Regions from separate parts of the Homo sapiens genome. Here region 2 is linked to region 1. A link is a loop called in an ENCODE intact Hi-C map of the cell type or tissue named here. Cell type or tissue: B cell. All regions are shown on one strand. Each heading gives the region's core, and the rest is flanking DNA. Links, peaks and the distances in the headings are about the cores only.

Evidence for each region. Peaks named below come from ENCODE experiments on the same cell type or tissue, not always from the same donor. Only the 100,000 strongest peaks of a DNase experiment are listed, where the experiment ranks them.
Region 2: a loop joins it to region 1, with 2.4 times the contacts of the local background. A loop is called at or near these places in 2 of 110 quality-filtered maps.

What each region holds. Positions count from the first base shown.
Region 1 is chr9:117,714,888-117,720,278 of GRCh38, reverse strand. TLR4 (toll like receptor 4) reads right to left here. Exons shown (of 3, transcript NM_138554.5): 3 at 1-5,391. Among named protein-coding and RNA genes, the nearest start is that of TLR4, 13 kb to the right of the region's middle. In B cell, for the core only: no CTCF peak of the experiment used is centred there; a DNase peak (open chromatin) is centred at 1,998; H3K4me3 peaks cover 264 bases.
Region 2 is chr9:117,823,807-117,829,197 of GRCh38, reverse strand. The region is part of intron 2 of LOC105376244 (a long non-coding RNA gene); the gene reads right to left. Among named protein-coding and RNA genes, the nearest start is that of TLR4, 120 kb to the right of the region's middle. In B cell, for the core only: no CTCF peak of the experiment used is centred there; DNase peaks (open chromatin) are centred at 2,117 and 2,977; H3K4me3 peaks cover 1,764 bases.

The DNA.
Region 1 (5,391 bases), core at 97-5,096:
AGGACATCACAGCAAGCAATTATGTTATGGAAAGAATGCAGCCCCAAGAATCAGGCCAACCCAAGTTCATATCCTGATTCTGCTCCTTCCTATTGAACAATTCAGTCCTTTCATCTGTTTCTTCATCTGTGGAATGGCAAAGCTACAAATACCTGCATCAGAAGGTCATTTTAACAATTAAATGAAATAATATACAACTAAAACGGTGCCAGACATGCACCAAAAGCTTAGCAACTTAAAAAAAATACAGAAGGTGCGGCAAATGTTATTGTGATTAATATAAGCTGTGTGACCTAAGGCAAGTTACTCGTCCTCTCTGGGCATCTCTTTTCTCATTTCTAAAATGAGAAGAGTAGCCTTTAACTCACAAGGTAGCAGTAACGATCAGATGATCACGCATGGTGCTCAATATAGTTGGTTCCTTTTGATCGACCATTTACTCCACAGATTTTACTTTGAGTTGAAAAGTTCGGTGATCTCCATAAGGGCAGCCAGAGTGTGTGATCTTATTCCAACCATCTGGAAAGTCCTAAGCTTTTGGAACTTCCCCCATAACCTCTGTGTTTAATCACAAGTCTGTGATGCCCGTCAGGAAGTCAGACCAACTGTAGACATGATAGAGCAACCCTAGGCATGTTGTTCAAAGAAAGGCCATCATCTAGTGGGCCTGATTTGTTCACTGTTAAAAAATCTTTGATCACATAACTTAGATCACATTTTTCCTGGCTCTTACAGCTGTAATATAAATAAAAACAAGTAATAATAATAATACTTCTCTTTGTTTAATATCAGTCAAAATTATAATGGTGAGATAGGAAGTTTTATGCATTTTGTGAGAGCAGGGTGCTCTTGCCATAGAACAGTATTTAGAAGCCCTGCTTCTGCGGTGAAGTGGACTTAGATCCTAATCTCAGTGCTGCCACCAATGAGCAGGTGACAGTGGACACATGACAGAATGACTCCCAGACTCAGACTCCTCATTTGTAAATTGGAAATACTTTCGTATCTTTCTAATTCATTGATGTGACAAACTGAGATAGCACAAATAAAGCCCTTGCATAAAACAATTGATCAATTAAATGTAACTATTGTAACTATCAACATTATCATTTTAACCAAGTGAGGTCTGCCAACAAGGTATTATTACCTCCATTTCATGAATTAAGACCTGAGCCTCAAAGCACTTGAATGACTTGCCCACAATCACACAAGTAAATGGAGACACTGGCTTAGACTTTGGTTTTCACTCTCCCAGGGAGTTCACTGTCACATATTGTGTGAGTTCATTTAAGCTTCTCCAGGAGCCTGCTGATGATTTCTAAAAAGTTTATAGAGTCCAGAAGAAGACTGGGGTCTGACAATCCCGTGAGTAGAGAATGAATCAGAAAGAAATGTCTAATTTTAGTTACAGTCACTTCTGTGGTTCCACAGGCTGGAAAAATAGCAATTACTTTAGTGTTGTTACTGAGAAGACCTCCCAGTGCTTCTCCTAGTGCCCTCTTAATAAAGTCTTAGGGGAGTACTCACCCATAAGGACAGTGTCCCCGTATTGAACATAATACATGATTTTCAATCCTTAGAGCAACCTTACAAAGTCATAGTTCTATTCTTATTTTACATTGGAGCTAAGTAGACTCTCAGAGAAATGGAGCCCAAGGCACACAGTTGATAAGGAGTGAATTTGAGTTTTGGCTTTCTCCAAAAGCCACGCTACTCAAAACACCAGAAAAATGGAAAGCACTGTATTAACGCTCATTCTCGGTGTCTTTCTCTCCTCTTTTTATTCTATGTCCAGATTTTCTACTTATTATTGATTAACCCTATTGTTCACATATCCTTTGTTTGAAGCTCCTTCAAGTCCTTTATGGAAAGATAGGGTTATAAATAAATCATTTGGTATGTATAACATATATGCATATGTATTGGCTTAATGATTCATGGCTTCAACTGAGAAACCCTTGCTAGTGTCAACCACACAGAAAACTGCAGGAGTTTCACTTCCTGTTTTGCCAACTTTAAGCATGAAGCAATTGGGTGTGGAAGAAAGAAAGTGTCCTTGAGTGACCTGGAGGCCCAGGCTCAGGTTTTGTCACTTTCCTACTCTGTGGGCTATTGAAAAATTTACTTCATTGAACTTCAGCTTTCCCATCAATAAAATGGAAAAAGTTAATTATGATTTGCTACCTTACTCAGCTAATGAGATATTCAAATATATAGTTTTGTGAATATGTTTCAAGTTGTAAGGTATCACACAAATTTAAGGCATTACAATTGGCATTAATTTATCCTTATTCCACCCTTTATCCCTCTTAAATCCAGAGGATTTAAAGAGCTAAAAAGAGGCTGGCTGAGGCCTGACTTTACTCTTTCTTCTCCTTCTGTTCTATGCATATAATTTCTTTCCCTGCTTGTCCACCTCACCTGCCATTTCTAGAATTTCCATCTGGGAGAGGGAACTGATAGGAAGGAGGCCAATGTCAGCCTTGAATATTTCGGCCTTGAAATATTCCAAGTTGTATGTTGATCTTCCTTCTCAGAGCCTTGTACATTTGCTTGAATAAACACACTTATGCAGAATTCATATTCAAATATGAATAGAACCACACTTACATGTAGCACGGATATACACAAAATCATACATTTTCAAGCATACTAAGAAACTGAGGCATACATCTGTAGATAAACAATCATGTATGTATGTTAGTTCCTCACTTATCCACAGTTTCACTTTCCCAGGTTTCATGGTCAGTTATGGTCTGAAAATAGGTGAGTACAGTACAGTAAGATATTTTGAGAGAGAGAAAGAAAGAGATCACATTCACATAACTTTTATTACAATATATTATTATAACTATTCAATTTTATTGTTAGTTATTGTTAATCTCTTACTGTGCCTAATTCAGAAGATGAACTTTATCTTAGGTATTTATGTATAGGAAAAAATATTGCATATATGAGGTTTGGTACCATCTGCGGTCTCAGAGATCCACTTGGGGTCTAAGAACGTATCCACCAAGCATAAGGGATAAGGGGAGACTACTGTACAAGCACAAGAGTAGAGAACTCATCTCAAACAGCCATAGACATCCATTTCAAATGGATGTATTCTTCAAGAAATATAATCACACTCTCTTCTATACAGATATGATCATGCGGACACACACACTTTCAAATACACACAGCCCTGATAGGGATACATAGGGATATGTGCACAAATGCACACATCTACTTTCACTAGTACATGAGACATGGAAACACACCCAGGGATGTTCAATCACCCTAGACCTGCTCAAACCAAACACACTCTGAAACACTCAGTAACAAACACTTCTGACTGTGGTCATATTTCCAGTTTTGACAACTGAATTTTGTTGTCTTTTCTTTTTTATAGCTTCATTCAGACATAATTGATATTATAAAACTGCATATATTTAATGTATACAATTTGATGAGTTTAGACATAGTCACATACCTGTCAAACCATCACCACAATCAAGGTAATAAATATATCCATCACCTCCAAAAGCTTCCTTGTGTATATGTATATGGTAAGAACACTTAACATGAGAGGTACCCTCTTAACAAAATGTTAAGTGCATAATACAGTATTGTTCATTATACGAACTCTGCTATACAGCTGATCTTTAGAGCTAATTCATCTTGCATACTATAATTTTATACCAATTAGACAACTCCCTATTTCCTCATTTCTCCCTTCCTCCTTTTCCCTAGGAACCACTGTTCTATTCTCTGCTTCTATGAGTTTGACTATTTTAGAACCTCATATAAATGAAATCAGGCAGTATTTGTCTTTCTGTTACTTGCTCATTTTACATAGCATAATGGCCTCCGGGTTTATTCATGTTGTCATAAATAACAGGATTCCCCCTTTTTTTAGGCTGAATAATATCCCATTGTACGTATATGCACATTTTCTTTGTCCATTTATTTTTCAATGGAAATTTGGGTTGTTTCCATAACTTTGGAAACAGTGATTGTGAAGAGTGCCACAATGAACATGGGAGTGTAAATATTTTCTTGAAATTCTGATTTCAATTATTTTGGGTATATATACAGAAGTGAGATTGCTGGATCATATAGCAGTTCTATTTTTAATTTTTGAGAAACCTCCGTACTGTTTTTCATAACGGCTACACCATTTTCCATTCCCTCCAGCAGTGAAGAAGGGTTCCAATTTCTCTATATCCTTGATGACACTTCATTTTTTTATAGTAGCCATTCTACCTGGTATAAGGTGATATCTCATTGTGGTTTTTATTTTCATTTCCCTGATGACATCCTGATTGTCCTTTTCTTGAATGTTCTGTTTCTGAGGAGGCTGGATGAACATTCTTTTCTGGGAACCTTCTTTATAAGAACCCCATTAATTCCAGACACATTGTTTTCTCAATGATAACATCCACTCTTCCCAAAATGTGGTCAAGGAGCATTGCCCAACAGGAAACAGCAATGTATACTCCCTGCCTTGAATACCTTCACACGTAGTTCTCCTGGCAGTGAGAAGGGTACAGGGGAGGGATCCCAGCCATCTGTGTCTCCCTAAAGAGATTCAGAGGTCCATCAAACATCACTTGTTCTGAAAAAAATAAACTTCTGCTGCAACTCATTTCATGAGGTCACCCCGGGTTTATCAGCCCATATGTTTCTGGAATCAAGAAAAGGTGACCTCCTGAGGTCATCCCACTTCCTTCCTGCCTCTAGCCCAAATTGTCCATGATAAGACCAGGAAGCGGAAATTTTCTTCCCGTTTAAAAGAGTGCCCCCTTTAAACAAATTATTTCAATGCTGCTTTCATGACAGTCATTACTTAGTAGGCAATAACTTTGGAATGACATCGAGTGACAAAGTGACAGAGTGTACTTTTCCATACTTCCTTGAAAAATAGTGGTTAATATGGATATTTGAAGCACGTCTTAAACAACCTTATTTATGATATTAGCTTATAGGCAAGACGTAAAAAAATGAAAACTGGATATATAAAAATAAAAATATATCAGGGGTGATTAGTTAAAAAATAGAACATGCTCGAGAATGACCAGGATGGTTGTGAGCATGTGTTAATCAGGTTTCCTTAGGAATTAGCCACTAGACTTTAACCTCTGTAAGGAGACAGACTTAAAATGGAAGGGGCATCTTGCATCAGGAGCCCCTTGACGACTGCAGTCATCAAGTAGAATTTAAATTGTATTCAATCAAAAAGGAAAAAGTGAACACCCAGTTCAGTCAAAACTACCAAAATGGTTTTATGATGGCTATAACATAATACAATTTCCATTCAAAAGACTCAGGAAAAGAACAATGTCTCTTTCTGTTTTCTCTGTCTTTATTCAACTTGATGAGGTAAGAGTTGAAATGACTTTCTTTGTCATG
Region 2 (5,391 bases), core at 177-5,176, 110 kb before region 1:
AGAGACTGGGAATTTCCTCGAGGCTTCAGCTTTATGAATTTTTGTATCTTTGTCTCTCACTAGTGACACTGATCCAAGCACTCATTTGTTTTATTGCCCCCAAAGTACTTTTCTCAACACATCTCCTGGATGATTCTGAAGACCCTCTAGGCTGTTGCCGAAAGGGTGCAGAGCACAGCCCCCAGCCATCCTTTTTTAACCCCTGTCACTCCTGTCACCACACTGCTGCCAAGTCCTCGAGAGGTTATTCTTCCACTGGACATAGTTGCCCTTTGTTGGTGACCCTTCTGCTGCCATCACTCTGCTCTCAGTAGCACTGGTCCCCCAACTCCCAGTCTCCTTTACCTTGAGAGCCCCATAATTAGGTCTGACCCCTTTTAAAATTTTCTTTAGTAGCAGACAGGAGGCTATTCTGATGTAAATGATTTATCTAAATGGATAAAATATATACAAATAAGTAACTGCAAAGGTTAATTTATAACTACAGCCCAGGCCCAGACTATATAACCTTGGCTGTCTGACTTGCTCCCAGTGAGTTTCCACTTGGCCAGGTCCTGCCACTCACAAGAAGTAATCCTATCTTCTTTGTAGCTTGGCCTCCTGGATCCAGGGAATGAAAGACCATCCCCCCTCACTACAGTCCTAGTCACCCTAAGTCCTGGTGTTCCAGCCACTATCTCTTCCCAGGACTCTTTGAAAGTGGTAATAGCCAATTCCTACAGGGAAAGCCTTGCCTCTACCCAAAAGGAATAAATTGGCTCCATAGCCCTGCTGATATAGTCATAGTAGCTGGACATCAATACATCAATACAGTTCCCAAATACCTATTATTGATTCTTAAAAACTGCCACATGTACTTCATAAATATGTATACAATTATTATGTATCAATGAAAACTTAAAAAAATAAAATATGCAAAACATTTTTAAAACTATCTTTTTATTTGAAATATCAATGGCCATTCCTTTCTCAATTTCTCTTTACCCAGATTTAAAAAACAAAAAACAAAAAACAAACAAAAAAAAAGTTGGTGTTCAATTTCACCCAGAGTCACCTTATTACATGCATTGAATTGCATTGAGAATGTATTAATGAATAAATGCGTATACATAAATGCATATTAATTTGATCTATTAGTATTCACCTATAGGACACTGTGTGTTGGGAAACAGATTTAAATAGCTAAAACAGAACTGTAGAATCTCCGATCTTTCCTCTGCTCCTAAAGTTCTTCCTCTTTACATTTAGCCAACTCCCACTATATCAAGGTAGTTTTGTAGCAGATGAAAGTCCTTGAGCCCATGTGGTCACACAATGGGCCAGCACTTTACTAATTCTACTACCCTACTGAATAATCCTCTGCTTTGCATCTGCCAATGTTGTTACCCAGGCACCCGCAGGTCCTTGCTTGCAAGGCCCTGCCTTGAGCGAAGATTGCTGATTTGAGCCAGAGCAGTTTGTCCCCGTTGCTTATTTGTTAAGATGAGCCTGTCCATCTGTCTGCATGCCACAGACCCTGGGTGGCAAAAAGCAATAAAAGGAAAGCACTTTTTGACAGCCCTCTCGGCATAATGCCGGCTTGAACAGAGGTTATTATCTTGTAATGCCACTGTTATTTCCAACAGCCCCCAATGGATCTGCTGACTGCGGTTAGACAAAAAGGGAGACACTGTTAACACAGCCCCTACGCTTCCTAGGGGTAGCATTGTGCTGGGCTATCAGAGTGGCTTTTACTGCCTATCGATTGGTGTATCGACCGCAATTAAAGGCCCCTTCTCCCATTGACGTTGTCACTGGTATATTTATTTAATAAATCCCAGCTTGGTCCATGACCACTGCAGGGCTGACCTAGCTAGCTTCTGTGCTTCTTAATACACTGGGGAGACAAACGGGCTAAAAATATGAAGATGTCCTCTAGTACCAGCCTTGCCACTAAATTGCTATATGACCTTGAATGAATCACTTCTCTCTGGGTCTCAAGTCCCTTCTCTCTATCCCAGGTCTGACCCAAGAGGAGTCAACAATTCTGTGATTCTTATTTCAAGACATCTAGCTCCCGTGGGTTGTGGCATGAACTGGTTGAGAAGACCCCCAAAATAGCAGCAAAGTAATTGCAATGTATATTCTAATAGCAGCAGCTGTAGTAACAGAGCTGCCTCCCTCCCTGGGCTTCCTCTTTAGGGGTGATACGCCAGAATGAGAAACAAAATTACTGTGTCTGTTCAGCAAATTCCTCCTGACAAAATCTTTAAGCGTTGACAAGAGTAATATACTGAAAATTAGTTTAGAAGTGTTTCAAGTTTCAAAAATCAATCAAAATCAAATTAGGTTCTGAAGATGCTGTCTGTTGAGTTTTAGGAAAAAAATAAAGATTCGCTTCAGCAACTCGGGAAAGTGGCCTTGACCCCGAAAGAGGTGACTCTTGCACACAAAGTGGTTGTTCTTCTTTACATCTTCCTTTAAGGCCTTTGCCAAGGACTTGACCAAGTATGTCCTTGTTCTATTCTCTCAGCCATTTGTAAATAACGTACCAGCTGACCTACATTTTAATCACATTTCTCTGTCTTCTGTCTCCCAACTCCCAAGCCTCGTCCAAAGCTAAATGAGGGAAAAAAATTAAAAAATTAAAAAACCTAGTCTTATTTCCAAGGGTGGTAAAAAGGCCTGGAGATGGTGGGGAAAAGGAATTAATAGCCCGTGGTCTTTCTTAACTTGGTCTAATTGTCAAGCGCAAAAGAGCTATTTTCAAGATGTAGGCATGCATGCCTCTGTGGGGTTAAATGATGAACAGGAGTTTCAGCTTTGGCTTCATTCTTTATCCCCATATGTAACTTAAAAATCAGGGTCTTTTATAGCCTGGGAGGACAATAATAATCACTTTGACTTTTCTGCTTAAATGACAGTGGCTGTTTCCTACATACGATGACTTACCCCACCCCACTACTTCCCCTTCTTCTGTTCTTAGTGGTTTTGGGGAGTTCACAGAAGGCTTACCACGTGTTCACAAACCAGGCTGGCAGCCACAGTCACCACAAAGAGGCCCTTTTTTCTTTTTCTCTCCTGTTTATCAATGTCTATTATCTATGAAGCTGTTACACCTAACATACCTCTTGAAAGCTACCATTGCCTGGGCCAAGGGTGTCATTACCCAAAGTTTCCAAAGTCTTTTATCCTCTGGGTAGAGCTGAGAGAATGGCCTCCCCCTACTTTGTGCTTTACGGATCTGCAAGCATTTCTGTTTGGATCTAGAATCTCTTTGTTCCCAAATATTTTGTTAAAACAGTACATTTAGTTTCGAGCAAAACTCCTCTAACCATCAAGACTCAGACAAGGGATTGACAGGATAGGTATGTAGGATGTATATGTGTCTATGTGAGTGTGTGTGCACATGGGTATATGATTGTGTGTGGATTGAGTGATTAGAATTGATACTCTGCCTTGCTATGTCTGCTTCTTTCTCATCTAAGCTCAAAGCTTATCTTTGGATATATTAACATGGGCTATCTATGGCCAATATAAATGGTTGGCAGTGAAGTTTGCTTTGTGTGTCATAATAAAGCTCTTTCAGGTGGTCACTTGGAAAAAGAGAACAGTCTGCTCCAGATAATAAACTTCTTCAACTATTGAGGAAAAAAAAAAAAAGAAATGCTGCCTATTTGGAAATGATAGATTTCCAAGTTTCAAAGTCCCAACAATCTTAGGTCTCTTAGAACCAAGTTTCAGATGTTGCTTGCATTATATATGAGATTTCTGTGATGACCTCTTCATGGCCAAATCAGTAGTTTCTAACCTATTCATTCAGAGCTGTAGGCTCTGCCTACTCTCTATCCTACCCCAAAGGCACACACCTACACACGAATGCACCTGCACACAGAAGGAGAGTTGCATTGTCTGATTGGCATCTCAAACTAAGGACCCATCATTTCAAATCATCCTCTCTCCCTCTCCTCTGCATAGCTGATATTTCTGAAGATTCCATTGATGTTTCAAGTTAGTGACAACTTCCCTTAGACCCACATAATCCTCACTTTCGGTACGTATCTCAATTTCTTGTAATTCAACACATATGTATAATTAAATGAGTTGTAGCTTCTCTACTACACCAAAGACATTTTCCCTCCCTCTTTCCAAGCCCACAACAGTTACTTCAGATACATGTGGAGGACTTACCTGTTGGTGTCTCCCATCTCTCCATAGCTAGCTCTATTTTTGACAAATATCATGAGAGCCAAATGACCCTTCTTTTTGTCCTAATGTGCTTCCTTCCTTCAGTAAAATCTGAGGCCACTGTCGTGCCTGATGCTGGCTCTCCATAAGTGCCTTCGTGGCTGAGAGCACCTAGAGGGAGGACTCAATAATTTGCTATTTTCTATCCCAGCAGCCTAGAAAAGAATTTGACACACAATGTATATTTGACCAATGTTTCTTGATTAAACTAATGGAATGAAGGGAAGAAGAAAGGATAGAAAAGTGAGTGACAAAATTAGTATGTATTTTCTGGCAATAATAATCATAATAGTATCATGTTAAACAAAAATCTGCCCTATTAAAAATACAATTTTGTCTGCTTAGTAAGTACCACTTGGGCATTTGGGAAACTCAAATATACAGAGAAAACTAAAAGTTGCAATTAATTCACTGTCCAAATAAAACTACTGCTGAAATGTTGTGTTTTTATATGTCCATTTTTCTCAAAGTATCATTAACGTATTTTCCTTAAAATTCTTATTAGTATATTTTGCTTTATAACCTCCCTTCTTTTTCTATGCTTAACTTATACCATGGGAGGTTTTTGTTATCTAATATGTTTTGAAGTTTTCTTGTAAAATATGGTTTTTAATGCATAGCATTCTATTAATATATTCAGATTAATATACACAGGTATATTGAACTAATTTCTTATTCTTTGATATTTTGGTTTTTCATTTAAGTTTATACACCTGTGTGCATCTATGATAGTTTTTAAATAAAATATTAGGTCAAAGGTTCTAAAGGGTAGACAGATGTCATGCAGGTGAGTGTCAGTATTAGACATTGCCACTTTTCTCACATTTGGGAACTCTTTGATTGCAATGGAAAAATGAAGAAGACTTCGATTATAATAGATTTTTATAAATCAGTTACTTAAACATTATATAAATAGAATAAGACCACAATTTCCCTGCACTTTAAAAGCTGGGCATAATTTTGATTCCTCCATCTCCTTTCCCGACATACAACGAATCATTAAGTCCTGTCTGTTTCACTTTCATAGTGTGTTTCCAACCTTCCTTCTTCTCCAACCCTTCTGACACTGTTATAGTCCAGGTCCCATGTTTGCATTCCTGAGTTTTCAACATTGCTCTTTGTTTAGGTTTTTTGTCTCTTATCTTTCTTTTTACTGTAACATTT